Regions from separate parts of the Homo sapiens genome. Here region 1 is linked to region 2. Evidence: chromatin loops called from intact Hi-C (ENCODE). Cell type or tissue: IMR-90. All regions are shown on one strand. Each heading gives the region's core, and the rest is flanking DNA. Links, peaks and the distances in the headings are about the cores only.

Evidence for each region. A loop is a pair of places that touch in the nucleus more often than their neighbours do. Peaks named below come from ENCODE experiments on the same cell type or tissue, not always from the same donor. Only the 100,000 strongest peaks of a DNase experiment are listed, where the experiment ranks them.
Region 1: it touches region 2 in a loop (6-fold over the local background); 36 of 110 quality-filtered maps call a loop at or near these places.

What each region holds. Positions count from the first base shown.
Region 1 is chr9:98,968,949-98,977,904 of GRCh38, reverse strand. All of the region lies in intron 2 of COL15A1 (collagen type XV alpha 1 chain), which reads right to left. Among named protein-coding and RNA genes, the nearest start is that of COL15A1-AS1, 29 kb to the right of the region's middle. RefSeq lists enhancers at 5,697-6,274, 6,275-6,852. In IMR-90, for the core only: a CTCF peak has its summit at 2,798; a DNase peak (open chromatin) is centred at 2,774.
Region 2 is chr9:98,855,614-98,866,184 of GRCh38, reverse strand. No RefSeq gene overlaps it. Among named protein-coding and RNA genes, the nearest start is that of ADIPINT, 50 kb to the left of the region's middle. RefSeq lists a silencer at 6,030-6,240. In IMR-90, for the core only: a CTCF peak has its summit at 5,152; DNase peaks (open chromatin) are centred at 3,804 and 5,104; H3K27ac peaks cover 597 bases.

The sequences.
Region 1 (8,956 bases), core at 582-5,581, 110 kb before region 2:
CCTCCTTTGCCCTTTACCAAACACAAAGCCTTTGGGCGATGACTTCCTGGTGATCAGGGGAGGTCCCTGCCCACTTCCCATGTGGGGATTCAATGAGACGACAGATGGGAAATGCAAGGTATAAGCTTAACAAAAACCAAAGTCTGCAAAAAAGATCCCTTCCTAACCCTCCCACCCTCCATCCCCCTAGACCTCAGCCATTCAAGACAGGACACATGGATAGGCGCTGGCCCGCAGGCCTTGTTTCCACAGAGTCCGCCAAGAGGGAGGCCAGCCATGAATGTAGAGCAAGCCCAAGTCAGCCCCAGCAGCCCAGCTCTGCTCTCAGCAACCCCCACCACATCCTTCCACATCCACTGTCCCATGGCATGGCGTGGTAGGGGACGACCCCTGACCTGGAGTGACCCATGCTCACTCGCGGCTGCGCCTGGGCCTGCTGGCTCATTTCCCTTTGGCCTCCAGCAGGAGGGCCACCTGTTTAGGCAGCCACCAGGGAGGGGAGGAGAAGCCAGGGAGCCAAGACAAACAGGCCCAGCAACTGGGTCCATGGGCTTGACCTTGGATGGCTCTGTGCTGGGCAAGAAGGGAGGAGGGTGGAGATCACAGCTGGTGGGAAGACATCCCACCATTTTGGAGGGGACTGGGGACTGGCGTGGAGCATGCTGATGGAACTCTGCAGCCTGAGGATTCTTGGAAGCGGCCCACACTTATCCCCAGATAATAATACTTCTCTCAGAGGACAGTTGTGTGACTTAAATAAAATAATATACCTAAAATGTTTAGCACACTGCTTAGCACACAGAGTGCTTAATAAATGGTAGCTGCCATTTCTTTCCCTATTATTATTACCCTGCTATTTCCCATGCAATTGTCATACTGGAAAACTCAAGGTATCCTGAATGGGTCCTACATTTTACACCCTTGAGCCTTTGTGTATGCTGTTCCCTCCACTTGAGGAACTGCTCCACACATCTCAGGGCCCAACTTCAATGTCATCACCTCCTCCATGAAGTCTTCTTGGATTCCCCCACCAGGTAGTCTGGGCATTCCCGCTCCTGCACTTGGCCCTGACTCTATGTAGCATATATGGCATTATATGACTAAGGTGTTGGACCCTACCATCTTGGAACCTCCTTAAGTGTAGGAACTGGCGTCCACTTCTCCCTGTCTCCCCCACACCCAGGCTCTGTCCCTGAGCAGGTCCTCAGGAAGTGTTTGCTGGCTGAACTAAATCCTAGGCATTCCTGAATTGAAGGTGCCAGGCTCACAGTCTGAGGCCCTGGTGAGAGTCACTGAGGTCGGGCTCCAGTCTGACATCCAACAGTGACCTCACTGCATGCCCATCCATCACCTGAAAGTCCACGTTCCCTCCCATCTCCACGATGCTGGATCCACTGGCCCAGAGAGCCCATCTGGGAGGCATGAATCCATGGGGCAATGAGAGACCCAGGGAGGGGAGGAAGGACTCAGGTTCAAGACTCTGTCTGTGACCTTGGGCCAGCTAGTCCCCCTCCCTGATCTCAGTTTTCCCATCAGAGAGTTAGACCAGATAGACTCTCAGAGCCACATCCACTGTGATTTATTCTATGTATTTTCACTGCCTTCAAACACTTCCTGGGGCTGCATCTGACCGGTCTTATTCTCTCACTTCATTAATGCTTAGAGATAGCTTCATTTCCAATGGGGGTTTTCAACTTACTTTTCCAATTCATGAATTTGATCATATTTCTAAAGCTCCCACATTGTGCCTTGTGTAGTGCTGGAGACATGGAGCTAAGCCTGGAACATGTGTGCTCAAGCAGCTCACTATCTAGGTGACCATTAGTAGTCATCTGCTCCTATTACAAGCTCCAAAGCCTTCAATGGCTCCCCAGTGCCTTCAGCATAAAAGCAAAATTCTACTCGAGACACCCTCTGCTTCATCTCCTCATTCTCCCCCCGTGTCTTTGCCTTCACTCATGCTATTCCTTCTAGTGACATCACTCTTCCCCATCTTCTTACATCTAAATCTTTCCAGTCAGGCTCAGCTGCACCCCAACACACGGGGGCCCCACTCTCACTCTGCAAAAAGGGCCAAAGTCATCCCCCCTCCTCTAAACATCCACAGAGCCAAGGGGATGCTGTGAAGGAACGGACACAGGGAGAGACAACCTGAGCCTCCCTCCCTCAAATCTAGTTCAGACTCCTAAGTGCAGTTTTGGGGTGGCCCCTCCTCAGGGCGCAGAGAGGAGAAATCAGACGGTTTCAGAGACAGAGGAGGCAGAGGAAAATCTGAGCAGTCAGGGCAGGGTGCGACTTTCCTCCCAAGGGTCCAAAGCCAGTTTCCATGGAAACCAGGCAGAATCCCAGCCATGAAGAAACAAACAGAGCAGGGTTCAGGTTTTCCTTCCACACAGATGACAGCGATTTGGCCAGAGATGAAGAACAGGAGCGAACTCTCACCTCTCCTCCTCCTCTCTGCCACAGGCTCAGGGACATCATCTGGCACCTCCCCTACCCCGCTGGGCCTCGGTTTCCCCTTCCGTGCGATGGGCTGGATCAGTCCTTCCATCTGTGGGGTCCTGAAGCAGTGCCCGGGACTAGCCTGAGCTTTGGAGCCTTGCCTCCCTAGAGAACTGTAGCTGGCTTTGCAAAGCTCCCTCTCACAGACGATCATCTGGGACCTGAGCCCAGCGCTAGCGCTAGTTAGCATTTAAAGCCAGAGGAGGCTAAGGAGCGTTCCTCGCTCCAGGTGAAGGAGCGCTGCGGATATGTCCGGACGGAGGCGCGAGGGAGGCTGAGGACGCCCCGGGACCGTGCGCGGCAGCGGCTCCTGGCGGTCTCTACGGGAACTGCGCTTCCACCAACTGCAAGGAAGGCTTTCCACCTGCGCTGTGAACCGGGATCCCAACAACAGACTCAAAGCGAAAGGTCTGTTAAGGGACCCAAGAGAGCAGGTCTGAGGCCATGCAGTGAGTTTGGCCAAGCCAGGCCTAGAACCCATAACGCCTCCTTTCCCTCCTCTGCTGTTTCTCTGCACCGAGTGCTGGGAAAGGCTGAAGGTGCCCCTCCTGGGTTTCTACCATTCCCACACACGCCTCTAAAGACCGACGGCACACTTCAGTCAGCTTAAACGGGGCCACGGTGACTCCTGCAAGCGGGTGGGTGTATTCCCACTGGGGGGCCGGGGCTGAGGGGGTCCAGATGACCCTATACTGCCTGTGGCCTGGGGCTGGACCAGTAGGATGAGGGTATGTAGGGTAAGGTGGGGGGACTGCCCTTGGGACCCCAGAAGGGCTCCTCTCACCTGAGTTTCTTGGCACTCAGTCCCTGGGGAGAAGAGGAGGTGCTCAGTCCCCCTCCTCTGCGCCTGCAGCATGGGGGGCAGACCGTCGGAGAAGCCACGTGTCCCTCCTCCTTGCCCTTTGTCAGCTTGTCCTGCCAGCAAGTTGGGAGGGTGGGGTTCTTGCATCTTCTGGGACGGTTCTTTCCCTTCCCTTTGGACACCCCTACAGAGAGGTGGCCCCCAAGGACCCTGGGTATGTCTAAATCACATCTGGCATGTGACTTCCCTTTCTCCCACCTCCCTGGAGGGACAGGAGTTCAGCAACCGCAGACTGTGTGGGACAGTGCAGCTCACCACCTGGGGAGGAGCTTCCTACAATGCTCACCCATCCAAAGCCACCTGGCTTCCACCTGCTCATCTCCACTCACGGCCACCTGACCATTGCTGCACAATTCGAAGTCTTCGGAAGTCCTTTCTCATGTTGAACTGAGGCAACCGCCCCTGCAACTCCCACCCACCTGGCTGGGCCTAGCTCTCTACCCCTCTGAGACCACACACAAGTCGGCCTCAACTTCTACATCCTGACCTCTCAGATGTTGCATGGGGTGGTGGAAAGGGCCTCAGCCTGCAAGGTGGACTCTGCCACCAACTTGGCATATGACTTTGAGCAGTCCCTTCCCTTCTCTGAGCCTCAGGTTCAATATCTGTCAAACTAGAGCCTTGGACTAAATATTTTCCAAAGGCCCTTGCCAGGTCTGACAGCCTCATCGTCTGCCTCCTCCTTGTCTCCCGCCAGTGTTTCAGTTTTTCTAACCGCCCCTAACTGCCGGTTCTTTCAGTCCACAGCCTTCAGGCCTGGAAGGAATGACTCCAACAGGGGCCGGGACAAACCCAGCCCTCCCCACAGACTTCCTTGTCTTTAGCCAGCAAGGCCTGGCCAGAGGCAAGGAGCACTGTGCTCAGGAAAATGTCACAGCTCTCTGCCTGTGTGGAAACTCAGCCCCACCCAGGCTGGAGTCTCTGGGGGCTCCCGTTTCCACCTGACTCCCTTTCTGAGGAAAATGAACACAACACAATCCACGGTGCCTGAGGGTTTATCTGCACCCAGCAAAGGTGCGAGAGGTTCTTAGAAAAACCTATCACCCGATGCATTTCTTAAAAAAGAACTGTTTCCTTGCCAGGGAAAAAATCCTGGATCAACTTAGAAAGTAGACCTGGCTCGGCCACAATCAAAGACCCTATTTTTCTGAATTACAGAAGAGCATTTTTCTACATGTAAACTTAGAACGCCTCCTTCTCTTTTCCGGTTTTCATATATAGCATAGGAATTTTCCTGTTCAATGAAGTTACTGTATAAGCTCTCCTCCCTCTCTCTCTCTCTCTCCCTCTCTCTCTTTCTCTCTTGCTCTCTTGTTCTCTCGTTCTTGCTTTCTCGAGCCTCTGACCTAAACTGGAGAAGACGATTTGAGGAAGCCTGGAGCTGGGGTCCTGGCTGAAGCTTGGTTTTCCTGGCCAGCAGCTGAAAAGCACTTAGCCCAGCAGGAAGTAATCCTCACCTGTCCAGTATCCTCTTCTGTTTCCAAAGCATCCTCTTACCCGTTCCTTCTGCCAGGAGGCAGGCAACGCAGGGATCATTCTCTCATTTTGCAGAGTAGGGAGTCAAGCCCCAGAGACAGGAAGTCACTCACTCAGAATCCTCGGTGCAGCAGCCAGCACTGAAGATGTGAAGCTGGGCTCTGCCTGTTACAGCCCATTGCCTTTCAAGCTTTCCTTGTGGCTCTCCCAGGCCCAGCTGCATACTTCTGTGTTCCCTCAGTCCCCCTCCATCCTTCCTCCCAGACACCCTCATCTGTCTGCAGTCCAGTGGCCAGTTCACCTTGCTCTCATATGCTTAGACATGGGCCCTGGGCATGGACCATGCCAACTCATCTCTCGGTCCTCAGCACCAGCACAGAGCCTGGCAAAGGGGACTCTGAATGAACAGAATGTCAAGAAACAACAGCATCAGCAGCTAAAATTTTCTGCAGGCTTGCTGCATGCCAAGTGCTGTTCAAAGGGCTTTCCACAAATCAGTCATCCTTACACTTGATTCTTTCTGAGATGGATGATATTATTATCCCCATTTGCAGGTTAGAAAACTGAGGCTTAAATTACTGTTCCAAATCCATGAGGTTAATAAGCAGTTGGAGTCAAGATTCAAATGGGACTAGGTAAGGTAGGCTGGTGTGAAGTTTGCAGCCCTAGCCACATATCAGAGTCACCCCTGGGAGCTTTTAAAAGTCAGAGGTCTGCCCCTCCTGCTTGGGCCTATGGAATCAGAGTCTTTCAGGGTCTTGCCTGCGTCAATCTGATGCCCACTCTCAAGTGACAGCCACGGGTAAGGGCTAACTGCCTGGGCTTTGGCATCAGACAGACCTATGCTTAGTCCTGGGTCTGCCACTCATGGCCTTTCCACAGATCACCTCGCCCCTCTGTAGCCTCCTAATCTATAAAGTGGGGCAGCACTAGGACCTGGCTCACAGAGATATTGTGAGAACGGACAACACAGTGAGAACCCTACTTCGCACAGGGCCTGGTGTGTAGTGAGCATTTGGTAAACACTGGGAGTCCTCGCTCATTGGGTTGGGTGCTGACCAGGGCGGGGCACTCTCAAGCTGTCAGTACAGCACCTCCGTTCAGCCTCACAACCACCTGCTAGCCATGAAAGAATTAGCAACATAATTGATGAACAGGCCCAGCGGATAAGGAACTGAGGAGAGCAGCCCAGAGAGAGAGAGCGTGGGGTGGCTCCCCCATCCTGTGACCCGGCTCTGCTGAGAGCATGGGGTGACTCCCCTATCCTGTGACCCAGCTCTGCTCACCACCGCTCCCTTCACACATGCCCACGTGCATGCGCACACACGCGGACCCCTCAGTCCTGGCAGCAGTTAGCCGCAGTGCAAGAGCATATCCAATCTCAGGAAGAAGCAGTGGTTCCTGCTGTCTTGCTGCAGTGGGGGTCTTTACGTCCCTTCCTTTACCCCCTTCCCTCAACCTCTGTTTCCTGGATCCTGGGCACAAAGCCACCCCAGGGACCATGTGGACTAGGTGGCACAGTGAAGGCCAGCAGGTGCGGGCAGGCGTGAGCACCCATGGGCATCTGGGAAGAGTTTCGTTGTCAGCTCTTCTCGGTGTACGGACTTTCCTTTTCCATTTGGGGAACAAAGACTCTTTGAGTGCATTGAGAGCCTTGAATCCTGAGGATGACATCAACTGAAATGAGTCATCACCCCCACCCGGCAGGCAGCTCTGGAGGGCTCAGCTCAGGGCTCTGGGAGGAAAACACATGGAAAATGGCACGGAGAAAAAGGGGCCTGTCAGGGGCACGTGAGGGGCATGGGATGGGAGCATGCAGTGACCTGCTGGACATGGATGCTCTACAGCCCATGGCTCCTGGAAGCCGTCAGGCCCAGCATTCCAAGGCGACACAGGACTGCTGGCAGGGCCAGTGTAGACACATAGACCAGGGGGTTTCAAGCAGTATTTTCCAGGGCTGGGGATGAGAAAGGGAGGAGGATACAGGAGGCCTTAGCAGAAGTCCTGCCCCTTGGCCCCCTAACACACAGGAACACATGCACACACGGATACATCCACAAATACACAGTACAAATCTGTTATTCTTACCACTCTCTCATACACACGCATAGGTTCACATACTCATAACACACACTCATACACATACTTTCGAAGGTTCACGCCACACAAACTAACACATAGATATACAAATACACACACGTTTATATACTCCAGTATACACCGACTCATGCACCTCCACCCGCACTCACCCTAGACTCATACAAACTCACACACTGACACATGCACACACTTACCTACTCACACACTCACAACCTATTCATAGACCCTGTCCCACACACTAACCCACATCCACACACACTCACCTACACTCATATACATACACCCAAGCAATTCAGACTTCATTTGTTTAATAATTTGGGTTCCATTAAGTCTCATTTGAATGAAGAGTTCTGAGGCTAAAAACAATCAAACCAATCATTGAAAGCCCTTCCACATCACAGCTGTGGAAGCTGGGGTGTTGTAGGGGCAGATATTTACAGAGGAGCCCACAGAAAGTCTGAAGCCCACACTGTCTTCTCCTGCTACCCCCTTAAGGGCTCAGAGAGCTCAGACTGCTCTTCCCACACACAGGGTTTGGTTTCTCTGATTTGGGTACATTTTCTGCATTTCCCTCCTTTCCTCGTTGTCAGTAAAACCTTCTCCCTAGAATTATGGACTTGGGGTCCTGGCTTCACAAAGCACTGAATTCCACGATCCCTCTATTGGAAGCTATCTAGAAATAGTACATAAATAAATTCAGACAGCTGCTGTGAACAGGTGATGCCTGGCATGTAATCCAGAGCCTGGCATAGGTAAGTGCTCAATAAATGTTTGTTTTGTGCATGAGTGAATGGGCAATAGTTCCTGTATACGGAGCCCTTACTATGTCCTGGGCACGAAGTGCTTTACTTGCATAGCGGTGGTTCTCAACCCTGGCTGCACAGTAGAATCACCTGGGGAGACTTTTTTTTTTTTTTTTTTAAACTACTAATGCTCTTGCCTCACTCCCAAAGATGTTGATTGAGCTGGTTCAGGTGTGGCTTGGGCATGGGGAGGCTGCACAAACTTCCCAGTTGATGCTAATTATAGCCCCTGACTTCTTCACAACAACCCCACTCTTTTTGTTCCCAATTTACAGATGAAGGAATGAGGCACTGGGAAGTTAAATAACTTGCCCAAGGGCACCCAGCTATCAAATCCCAGACTGGAGATTTTAAGCCCTCATCTGTCTGATGCGAGGCATTGAGTCTGTCTCTGCTGCTCTCCAGGAATGTCACTTCAACCCAAGCCTGACCCACTCCAGGAAGCACACCCTTATTGTTGTCCCAGCCCTCAGTGACCTTGGGCCCATCTGCCTCTCTATTCCCATTGCCCTGACTCCCTCCCTATGGCTGGGGGCATCAACACTGGGCACCTCCCTACCAGCTACCAGGAGCGGGGCTCTGCTGACAACGAGAGGGGGTCTCCCACAGTCTTGCTGGCCACTGGGCAGCCACTGTTCTCTTCTGGTCTGCCCTGACATTTTTTCAGAGCTAGGAGACGGATCTCTGAGCAACCTGGTATTAGGGAGAAAGACTCAACCTCAACTCTGCATTTAAAAGATGGGCAACTTTGGATAAGATACTTCACTTCTCTGAGCCAGAGTTTCTCGATCCGCAAGAGGAATGCTACCTACTTCAGGAGAGAGTTTTGAGAATGACCTGAGATAATAGACATAAAACACTGAGCAGAGGGCCAAGCAAAGGCCCACGATGAATGAAGCATAGCGGTGGTGGTAGTTAGTATTATCAGTGACATTAGCCTTCTTTTCTCTCCCATAAATTACTGCTTAGAATTGCCATGAAAGGCAGCTTTGTGCAATTTTCCCCTGGGCCTCAGTTTTCTCTTCTGCAAAATAGGGTGATACAATCTTTCTCATGAGACTGCAGTGAGGATCCAGTAGAGTTTTGAATGAGAAAATGCTTTGCCAAGTACAACTTGCCAGGGTATGAGGAACAATTAACATGGACAAAGGGCTCCAGACAGGAGTCTGGGGGGCTGGGATTGGCGTTTTTTTCTCAGATCAATGAAATCTGA
Region 2 (10,571 bases), core at 2,474-7,473:
ATGGGGTTGAGGTTTTTTCCCAGAGGTAGGAAGAATCTGGGGACAGATGTTGACTTCATGCATCTGAACTTTTGTTAGGAAGGAGACTAATTCTGCCTTTTTCCAAGCAACAGAACTATGCTCACTGGGCAAAAGTTATTATCCAGCCAATTTCAGCCAAATGAAAGGAAGTGTGATCACGAAAAAAGACTGGAAGGACGTAATTCCAAATGGTGCTGTCTTTGGGTAGTGAGAACTTAAGTGGTTTCTTTACATTCTTGTGTAGTTTCCAGATTTTCAGCAGTAATCTTATATTTTTAAATAATCTGGGAAAATTAAAGTGTTAAAGAAAAAGAAGAATTTCACACACATCAGGAATGCTGTTATAGGAATGGGAAACCAAGCTGGATTTGAGATTCTACCAAATGTGAATCTAGTTTCCGAGCATCAGAAAACTGAAATCCATTCCCAACAGAGACAATGCAGCTGGAGAGGATCATGCTCCCGTCTCTTGGACCACCTCCACCTGCACCCTCAGAAGACAGAGAGCAGACACCTGACAAAGAACCAACTACTCCAATGGAAAGTGTTGCCGAGAGCCTTGGAAGTCTGTGAGATGGGGAGGAAGTTTTTCACCCCAGCATTAGGGCAAGGATTCCCTCTGGGCAATACAAAAGGATCTTTTCCATCCAAGAAAGCTAATTAGATAGATAGATAGATAGATAGATAGATAGATAGATAGATAGATGCCTGGCCTCATTCTTCAAAGTGTGGCCAATCTCACCAACACAGTGAGATTGGCTTTTAATTAAGAAAACAGCCTTGAGTTGGTTTCTAAAAGGCAGACTCTTAGAGTGAGAGGCAGGGGCAGGTGATGGGACAGACGTTGGAACTGGCAGCAGAAGACGTGGGTTCTGGTCCCAACCTTGGCTACCCTGGCTGTGTGATACCGAATCAGCCCCTTTGCTCTCTAGGCCTCTGGCTTCCCCATCCCTAGTGTCTGGAGGTTGGACAGAATGAATTCTAAGCTGCTATCCAGCTCAAAGTCAGCCGCTTGATGCCACAGGCCCTTGCCATACTTTCTCCCAAGACTCCGAGTCACGGCCCAATGGACCTAAGAAGCCCTTCAGCCGTATTTTTCTCTCCCTGCTTTTAATGAAGCCACATCTGGAGTGTATCTCCTCTGATCCCTGTTTTGTACAGTTCCTCACAGCTGGGTCCCCATAAATCAATTTGTTCTGCAGACAAGTTCCCAGAATTGTCCAGAATCTGACCCAGAAAAGGCAGTTTGATTTCCCTTCAGCTTCTGGTTGCAAAGGTTGTGCACAGAGCCCAGTCCACATCAGGACAAGCTCCCTGAGTCTTCCAAATCCTACTGCCCGCAGGGTTCTGCAGAGTGGCCGAAGTTCATCCTCCCTTCTCCAGGCACAAACTATGAACTAGCCTCTGGGGCCCCTTCCTGTGCTCTCTGAGGGAGCCGTGCCCTCAACTCCACAGTGAAAAGATTGGATAAAATGAACCCTAAACATCCCTGCAGCTCTTGGATTCAATGTTTTCCCAGGGAGATGGACTAATTACAAGAGAAGTGTTGAAAAGTTGATATTCCTGCAGATGGAGAAGGAAGGAGGATTGGGAACCTCCAAGGACCTCTTTGTTCTACCACATGCAGCAAACAGCACAGAACTCAGGGCTTCTGTGAAGAGCAACAGTTCCCAGACACTCTGCTGGCTGAGGCTGATCTGGTTCCCAGGACACTTCTGGGATTGAGCAACCTGGGATCTTTGTCTGGTCAGCATCTTCTCTCCCTCAGGAAGTGGTCCCTGAGCTCTGATTCTGGCTGGTGCCCCAGGCTCCCAGCTTGGCCCCCCTCACCTCCTTCAATCCTCACCACCCCCTCAGAGGTAGTAGCACTGCCCCTATAATACAGAAGAGGATATCGTGGCTCGGAGTGGGTAAGTAACTTGCTCAAAGTCCATGTGACCAAGCAGAATTTATACTCAGGTCTCTCCTACTGCAAATCCTGGCCTGTTTTCAATCGATCATGCCAAACAAAGGCAAACTAAGGTCCCTAATTTTTTCCCTACTAATAAGAGTTTGCACTCAGACTCCGTTTGGGGAAATTTTTAAATATAATTTTTGTCAAAGGAATATATGTATTTAGCTTAAGAAACCTAATCATTCTCAAGGTTTATAATAAAATCAGCAGTCTCCCATTCCCACCTCTCTCCACCCCCAGATCTGGCTCCCAAGAGAGACTCTATTCTCAACTCCTCCAGCTATTTCTTCCAGTGTTTGCCTTCGTATTTTTGTTTGTTTGTTTTGAGACAGAGTCTTGCTCTGTCACCCAGGCTAGAGTGCAGTGGCGTGATCTTGGCTCACTGCAACCTCCACCTCCCGGGTTCAAGCAATTCTCCTGCCTCAGCCTCCCGAGTAGCTGGGATTACAGGCATCCACCACCATGCCTGGCTAATTTTTGTATTTTTAGTAGAGATGGGGTTTCGCCATGTTGACCAGGCTGGTCTTGAACTCCTGACCTCAGGTAATCCACCTGCCTCGGCCTCCCAAAGTGCTGGGATTACAGCCATGAGCCACCTCACCTGGCCAGTTTTTCTATTTTAGATGATTATTCTTGACTTCCTATTATGGAAAATGAAGGTTTGGGGTCTCACACCATTTCTGGTTTTCTCTCTCTCTCTGTCACACACACACACACACACACAGACACACACACACATGCACGCAGCCAGTCCCCACCCCACAGCCTGCCAATGTTTTACTACCCTCACAGCATTTGGGGGTCAGCCTGAGCTGGCCTGGACCTCTCTGTAAGGATACAGAAGACAGTCTTGATTTTTGGTAAAATGCAGCAGATTTCATGCAAACCTCTGTCTTCACTCACTCCCAGAATCCCAGTGAAAACCACACACCACAATGAAGAAACTAGGGCTGCTTAGCCTGGAGCAGAGTAAGTGTAAGGCCATATCCTCCCTACTTGACTTTCTGAGGGGTGTCCTGGAGCAGAGAGAGCAAACGCACTGGGTGGCCTCAGAGGGATCCCAGAGCAATAAGGGAAGTTGCAGGGAAAGTGATTCCCGCTTCATCAGGAAGCCACCCAAGAACAGAACGGGATGGCTGTGGAGTAAGTGGCAGTGGACAAGCTAGGGTCAGCTGGCTGTGTATTGGGAACGTGGAGGAGGAATTTCTGCATTAGGAAGGAGTTGAGCACATGACTTCTAAAGTCCCTTCAAGGTCTATAACCCAGTAATTTGCTTGTTAAAATAACCGTTGGTGGCCAGGCACGGTGGCTTATGCCTGTAATCCCAGCACTTTGGGAGGCCAAGGCAGGCAGATCACCTGAGGTCAGGAGTTCAAGACCAGCCTGGCCAACGTGTTGAAACCCCGTCTCTACTAAAAATGCAAAAATTAGCTAGGCATGGTGGCAGGTGCCTATAATCCCAGCTAGTCAGGAGGCTGTGGCAGGAGAATTGCTTGAACCCAGGAGATGGAGATTTCAGTCAGCCGAGATTGTGCCACTGCACTCCAGCCTGGGTAACAGAGCGAGATTCCATCTCATAAATAAATAAATGAAAAATAACTGTTGGCAATTAGAATCCAGTGGTGCTTTGCAATCACGCTTGAGTTAATAACTCAAGCCACCCAACAGACACACCCATTCTGGCAATTTCTTTATAGGATACTGAAATAACTGTCTTAAGATTCTCATGAGCAATCTGTTCCACTGACCCTTACCTCGTAAAAGAAAGTTCAAGATGATTCAGAAAGGAATCATGACATGGCGATTGAGACAGAACTCTCTATCCCCTGGGTATTAAGCACACTGAAGATGGGTAAGGGCTGGATGAAGCAATCGCAGTCAATTTGGCCACTGCCTGTAGGCCTCTCTGACTGAGCAGCAAGAACCTCAGAGAGGGAAACTGAAGACATACCTCCCACCCGCATCCTGTTTGAAAGAGAAAGAGGGCAGAGTGTGACATGGGCAAGGATGGAATTCCACCCGGACAGCTGCATGTGGAGGAGCAGGTCTGGTCCACAGGCAACTCTGAACTTGGAGCCCTGTCCCTAGTTCTTCTCCTTGACTTGACACTTTGGAAAGAAATGTGCTTGCCCAGAGATATCAATCAGCTATAAACTCCTGCACTCTCCAAGCAGGACAGACTCTCATTAACCGTCAGGCTGTAACTGGCAGTGTTGTGTACATGGATTAAGAGTGATCAGGGAATATGAGCTGCGTGACTTGGGCAGGCCCTCTCCTCCCCTCCCAGAGAGAGGAAGACAGAGCTGTTTGAGCTCTGGAGCAAGACTAAGTGCAAATCCCAGCCCTGCCGCTTATTATCTGTGCAAACTTAGACCAGTTCCTTACCCTCTCTGAGTCTCAATGTCCTTACCTTTTAAAGCAGGGGTGGTGGGCGGGAGGTGGAATGTTTTTAATTTTGAGAATTAAATTAGCTCATTTATATGAAGTGCTTAGAAAAGTGCTGAACACATAGTATCATTATTATTATTATTATTATTATTATTATTATTATTATTATTATCAGCAGCTGCAAACAGAAGGTAGCAACCTTCAGCTAACTGACTTCATAAGATCAAATAAAATGTTTGTTTTAAAAAAAAAAACCTTGGAAGTTGTGTATAGGTGTGAGAAATTTGGTGTGTAGTGTATTAAACCTCACAAACATTAGGAGACTGTAAGAGGCCAGTATTTCCAACTTCACTAATTAAATAAATATTGTGGCTATGATACACCAAGCTGCGTGGCAAAGTCTCTAGAACTTTTTGTTAAGATAGGAAATTAATTTGACTTTAAAATGTATACAATGTAATATAGCAAAGCCAATTTTTGAAGCTACAATTTTTAAAAAGAAGGAGAGAGTACCACTTTAACACTTTAAGAAAAGTGACACACCCAGGCCACATTTAGAACACTGACTGCTAAGTGGAATGATGGGAATTGGTCCCTGACTTGCTGCGTGATATCCAGCAAACCTCTTCCCTCCCTGGCTTCAGTTCCCCATCGGCTACATCTGGCACTAGATGATCTCTGGGAGCCTTCCAAGTCTGCCATCCCGGGATCTCTGACTTGGAGAATTTTTAGACCAATAGACTTGGTCTCCAGGAAAGCACTGTCATGTTTCCTGAGCTGACAACACCATCTAGTGTGTGTGTGCAAGGAAGACATGACTGCCTGGCTAACCAGGCGCTTTCTCCTCTCCGTCTCATTCTCACATATATGTTGCTACTCAAAATGTGGTCCACAGACCAGCAGCAATTGCATTATGTAAGAGCTTAGGGGACATGCAGAATCTCAGACCCCATCCTAGACCTACTGAACCTGAATCTATCTGCCTTTTTTTGTTTTTAATTTTGAGATGGAGTCTCGCTCTGTCTCCCAGGCTGGAGTGCAATGGCTTGATCTTGGCTCACTGCAACATCCGCCTCCTGGGTTCAAGTGATTCTCCTGCCTCAGCCTCCCGAGTAGTTTGGAATTACAGGCATGTGCCACCACATCTGGCTAATTTTGTATTTTTAGTAGAGATGGGGTTTCACCATGTTGGTCAGGCTGATCTCGAACTCCTGACCTCAAGTGATCCATTTGCCTCGGCCTACCAAAGAGCTGGGATTACAGGCGTGAGCCACCACGCCTGGCCTGAATCTGCCTTTTAACAAGATGCCAGGGGATTCCCACTATGCACATGAAAGTGTGAAAAGCGCTATTTTAATAGGAGGAGAAAAGGAAAGTAGGTTAGCAAAGGAAATTTAAGTTGAACAGATATTCAACCTATAAAGAAATCCAGAATTGGCCCCTAGAAATAAAACACATCCTTTCCAACTGACATGTAAAGGGCCTGTCACATGACAAAGATTCCATTTCTTGAGAATTTTTGGAAATTTTCAAAACAGAATCTTCTTGAATGGTAAGTAAATATCTGATGACAGCGATGGTTGCTCCTGAGCCCAAGTTTCCAATGCACCTGCATTGTCTACATTGCTATTAACATAATAATCCCACTGATGAGTCTCCATTTCCAGGAATTCAGCATGAACTTGGCCACTCTGAGCGCCTAGAGGCCACACTCAGGTCGAAGGCACGTGGCCCTGTGACAACGTGGCAGCTCACTTCTTCAAAGCCAGCAGCAGACACTCTCAGCAGGTGGCCTCTAGGAGCTGAGGTTCTCAGTCCTACAACCACAAGGAATGAATTTTGCCAAAAAACAGTGAGCTTGCAAGAAGACACCAAGGCTCAGATGAGACACCAGTCCCAGCCAACACCCTGATTTCAGCCTGCAAGATCCAAAGCTGCGATCCCCAGTTGAGCCAAGCAAGCCCTGATTTCTGACCTACAGGAACTGTGAGATAATAAATGGGTATTTTCAGCTGCTGCGTAGCCATAGAAAACTAATACAGATTTCGGTGCCTGGAAGTGAGATGTTGCTGTAACAAATACCTAAAATGGAGAAGGGTGGAGGGATTTTGAGGAGCATGATAAAGCCTGCATCTCCTTGTAGAAATGTGGATGGTTGCTTTGGGAGGCCGAGGCAGGAGGATTGCTGGAAGACAGGAGTTCAAGATCAGCGTGGGCAACAAAGTGAGACTCCGTCTCCACAAAAAATAATTTTTAAAAATTAGCTGGGCATGGTGGTGCATGCCTGTACTCCCACATACTTAGGAAGCTGAGGCAGGAGGATCACTTGAGCCCAGAAATTCGAGGCTGCAGTGAGTTATAATTGCACCACTGCACTCCAACCTGGGCGACAGACTGATATTCACAATATGGCAATAAGAGGAAGGAAGTGAGGAACATGTCATTGGAAACTGGAGGAAAGGGATCTTTGCTGGATAGTGGCAGAAACCTTAACAAAATTGTTTCCTGCAATGCTCGACATCACTAATCATCAGGGAAATGCAAATTTAAACCACGATGAGCTATCATCTCACCCCAGTTAGAATGGCTATTATCAAAATGACAAAGAAATTAACAAATGCTTGCAAGGATGCAGAGAAAGAGGAATGCTTGTACACTGTTGGTGGGAATGTAAAGTAGTACAACCATTATGGAAAACATCATGGAGGTGCCTCAAAAGTCTAAAAATAGAACTACCACATGATCCAGCAATCCCACTGCTGGGTATATATCCAAAAAAAGGAAATCCGAACATCCAAGAAATACCTGCACTCCCATGTTTATTGTAGCATTATTTACAATAGCCAAAATATGGAATCAACCTAAATGTTCATCACTAGATGAATGTATAAAGAAAATGTGGTTTATATATACAATGGAATACTATTCAGCAATAAGAAAGAAGGAAATCCTGTCATTTGCAGCAACACAGAGGTCATTATGTTAAGTGAAATAAGCCAGGCAAAGAAAGGCAAATATCACATGTTCTCAGGCACACGTGGGATCTAAAAAAGTGGGGCCAGTCACAGTGGCTCACACCTGTAATCCCTGCACTTTGGGAGGCCAAGGCAGGTGGATCACCTGAACTCAAGAGTTTGAGACCAGCCTGGTCAACATGGTGAAACCCCATCTCTACTAAAAATACAAAAATTAGCCGGGCATGTTGGCAGGCACCTGTAATCCCAGCTACTTGGGAGGCTGAGGCAGGAGAATCACTTGAACTCAGGAGGCGAGGTTGTAGTGAGCCAGGATCAGGCCACTGCCCTCCAGCCTGGGTGACAGAGGGAGACTCTGTCTCAAAAAACGAACAAACAAACAAACACCACTGGGTGCAGTAACCCACACCTGTAACCAGCACTGTGGGAGGCCAAAGCGGGTGAATCACCTGAGGTCAGGAGTGCAAAACTAGCCTGACCAACATGATGAAACCCCGTCTTTACTAAAAATACAAAAATTAGTTGGGCATGGTGGTGGGTACCTGTAACCTCAGCTACTCGGGAGGCTGAGGCAGGAGAATCTCTTGAACCTGGGAGGCAGTGGTTGCAGTGAACCAAGATCGAGCCATTGCACTCCAGTCTGGGAGACAGAGTGAGACTCTGTCTAAAAAATAATAATAATAAATAAAATAAATAAAAAATTAAAAAATGGATCTCATGGAGGTAGAGAGCAGAGTGAGGATTACCAGAAGCTGAGAAGAATAGGGGGAGGGAGAGTGAAGTGAAGTTGGTTAAGGGGTAAAAAAAAATAGTTAAATGTAAGGAACAGTTTCTAATATTCAACAGTATAGCAAGGAACTTATAGTTAACAATAATTTATTGTGTAATTAAAACTAGCTAGAAAAGAAGACTTGTACTGTTCCCAACACAAAGAAAAGATAAATGTTGAGGTGATACAGATATGCTAATTACCCTGATTTGACCATTACACATTGTATACAGTTATCAAAATATCACACCTACCCCCCAAATATGTACAACTATTACATATCAGTGAAAATAAATATTTTTAAAGATTTAAAAATTGTCTCCTGAAGTTATGTGGAAAGCAGAACTTATAAAAGATGAACCATTTATTTATTTATTATTTATTTTAAGTACAGTGTGTGGAAGTAAGGGATGAGCTTTGTTGTGCAGCAAAAGGAGATTTTCATCCAATGTTGCCAATGCTGCTTGGTTTCTCCTTGATGCTTAGAGTAAAATGTGAGTGAAGCGAGAGAGAGAGAGAGAGAGAGAGAGAGAGAGAGAGGAAAACCATGGCACAAAAATGAACTAGGACTGAATTGTTTAGAAAAAACTCCACCTCTCCAGGTGGCAAAAGGTGCTAAAAGTCAATGGCTGTGGAAAATGTGACATAGAGAAGAGGCTGAGTGTGTGGCTGTACAGCCTTTGGCTAAAACCTCAGAAAGATCAAAAGATCAGAGTACTCAGTCCCACAAGGGGCTCTTTCGAGAGATGAAGGGTGTGTGCACCTCACATATCTTCTCGACTCAGTCAGGGACAGCTAGGGAGCTCAAGGCCATTATTCCTCAGCCATCTTAGCAGGAGGCCAACATCGAAAAGGAATTAGTTTGCAAAGATCTGCGGATGTGGCTTCTGTCTGGTGGAATGAAAACCACTGAAATCCATGCAAGACCCACAGAGTTCTTGAGAAAATTGTCCAAGTAGAAATGCTGCCAGCTTGCGCTAAAAAAGTCAGGAAGCAGGCTGATAAAACTACTGAGCTGCAAATATGTGCTATCTCTTATAAAAAAGGAAGAGTGATGAGAGGGTGGAACCATGCCCAGAGGAAGGAGCTAAGAGCCCCTGAGATTATTCCTAGGTCTTGCAAGCTAATCAAAAATAGTCAAATATTTGCCTGGCTGGATTTCCAAACCGTGATAGACTCAGCAGACTCATGATGCCTTTTGACTTTGCATTCCCCACTTTTTGACCCAGAATGTCTGCAACTGTAATCCTGTGCCTGTCCCACCACTGTATATTGAGAATGCTGGGGCAGATAACTCTAGTTTCCCAGGACCACAGATGGGGAGGAATTGTGCCCCAGCGGCTGTACCTATTGGCTAACAACCAGAAGCCCATCTGTACCTGGACTTGATTTAGATTTTGAACTTTAAGGCAATGATATTTAGATTAAGATGATAACATTTTAGACTTTGAGCTCATGCTGTAATGAGACTCCAGGGAATCTTAGGAGGGTGTAAATGTATGTTGCATGTGGAAGGGATGTCAATTGTTGGGGGCCAGAGGGTGGGCTGTGGTAGGCAAGAATTCTAAGAGGACCCCTTGTTGTACATACCCCACATAATCCCCTTCTCCTTGAGTATGAACAGGATCTGTGAGTATGATGGTATAGTACTCCAGTGATGCAATTATGTGGATGTAATTAAGATCCCTAATCAGTTGACTTCTGTGTAAACAGAAGGGAAATTATCCTGAGTGGGCCTAACTTAATCAAGTGGCCCCTTGAAAGAGATAAGAATCAGTAACAAACACTCTCCTACTAGCCTTAAATGAGCAAATGTCATGTGGAGAGGGCCTCATAGCAGGGAATGGGAAATGGTCTTTTAGACCATTGGTCCATCCTATCACCCCAAGGAAGTGATTTCTGCCAACACCCAGTGAGCCTAGAAGAGGACCCTGAGTCCAAGATAAGATCACAGCCCTAGATGACACCTCAATTGGTGAGACTCTAAGCAGAGAATCCAACTAAGCCATGGCCAGACTTTGGACCTACAGACACTATGAAATAATATACTTGTTTTAATCTGCAAAGTTACAAAGGCTTCAAATTGGCCATTACAAATATAGTCAAAGAATTAAAGAAAACTATATTCAACAATTAAACTATATTCAAACAATTAAAGGAAAATGTACCAACAATGAGTCAATATATAGGGAACCTCAACAGAGAAACAAACACTATAATAAAGAACCAAATGGATATTGAGTTGAAAACTACAATAACTGAAATGAAAAGGTGATGAGATAGGCTTAACAGCAGGTTTGAGATGGCGGAAGAAATAAGTGAACTTAAAGATAGATAAAGACTGGTCCCAGTGGTTCATGCCAGTAATCCCAGCACTTTGGAATGCAGAGTTGGGAGGATCACTTGAGGCCAGACTTTCAAGACCAGCCTGAGCAACATAGCAAGACCCTAAAAAAAATACAAA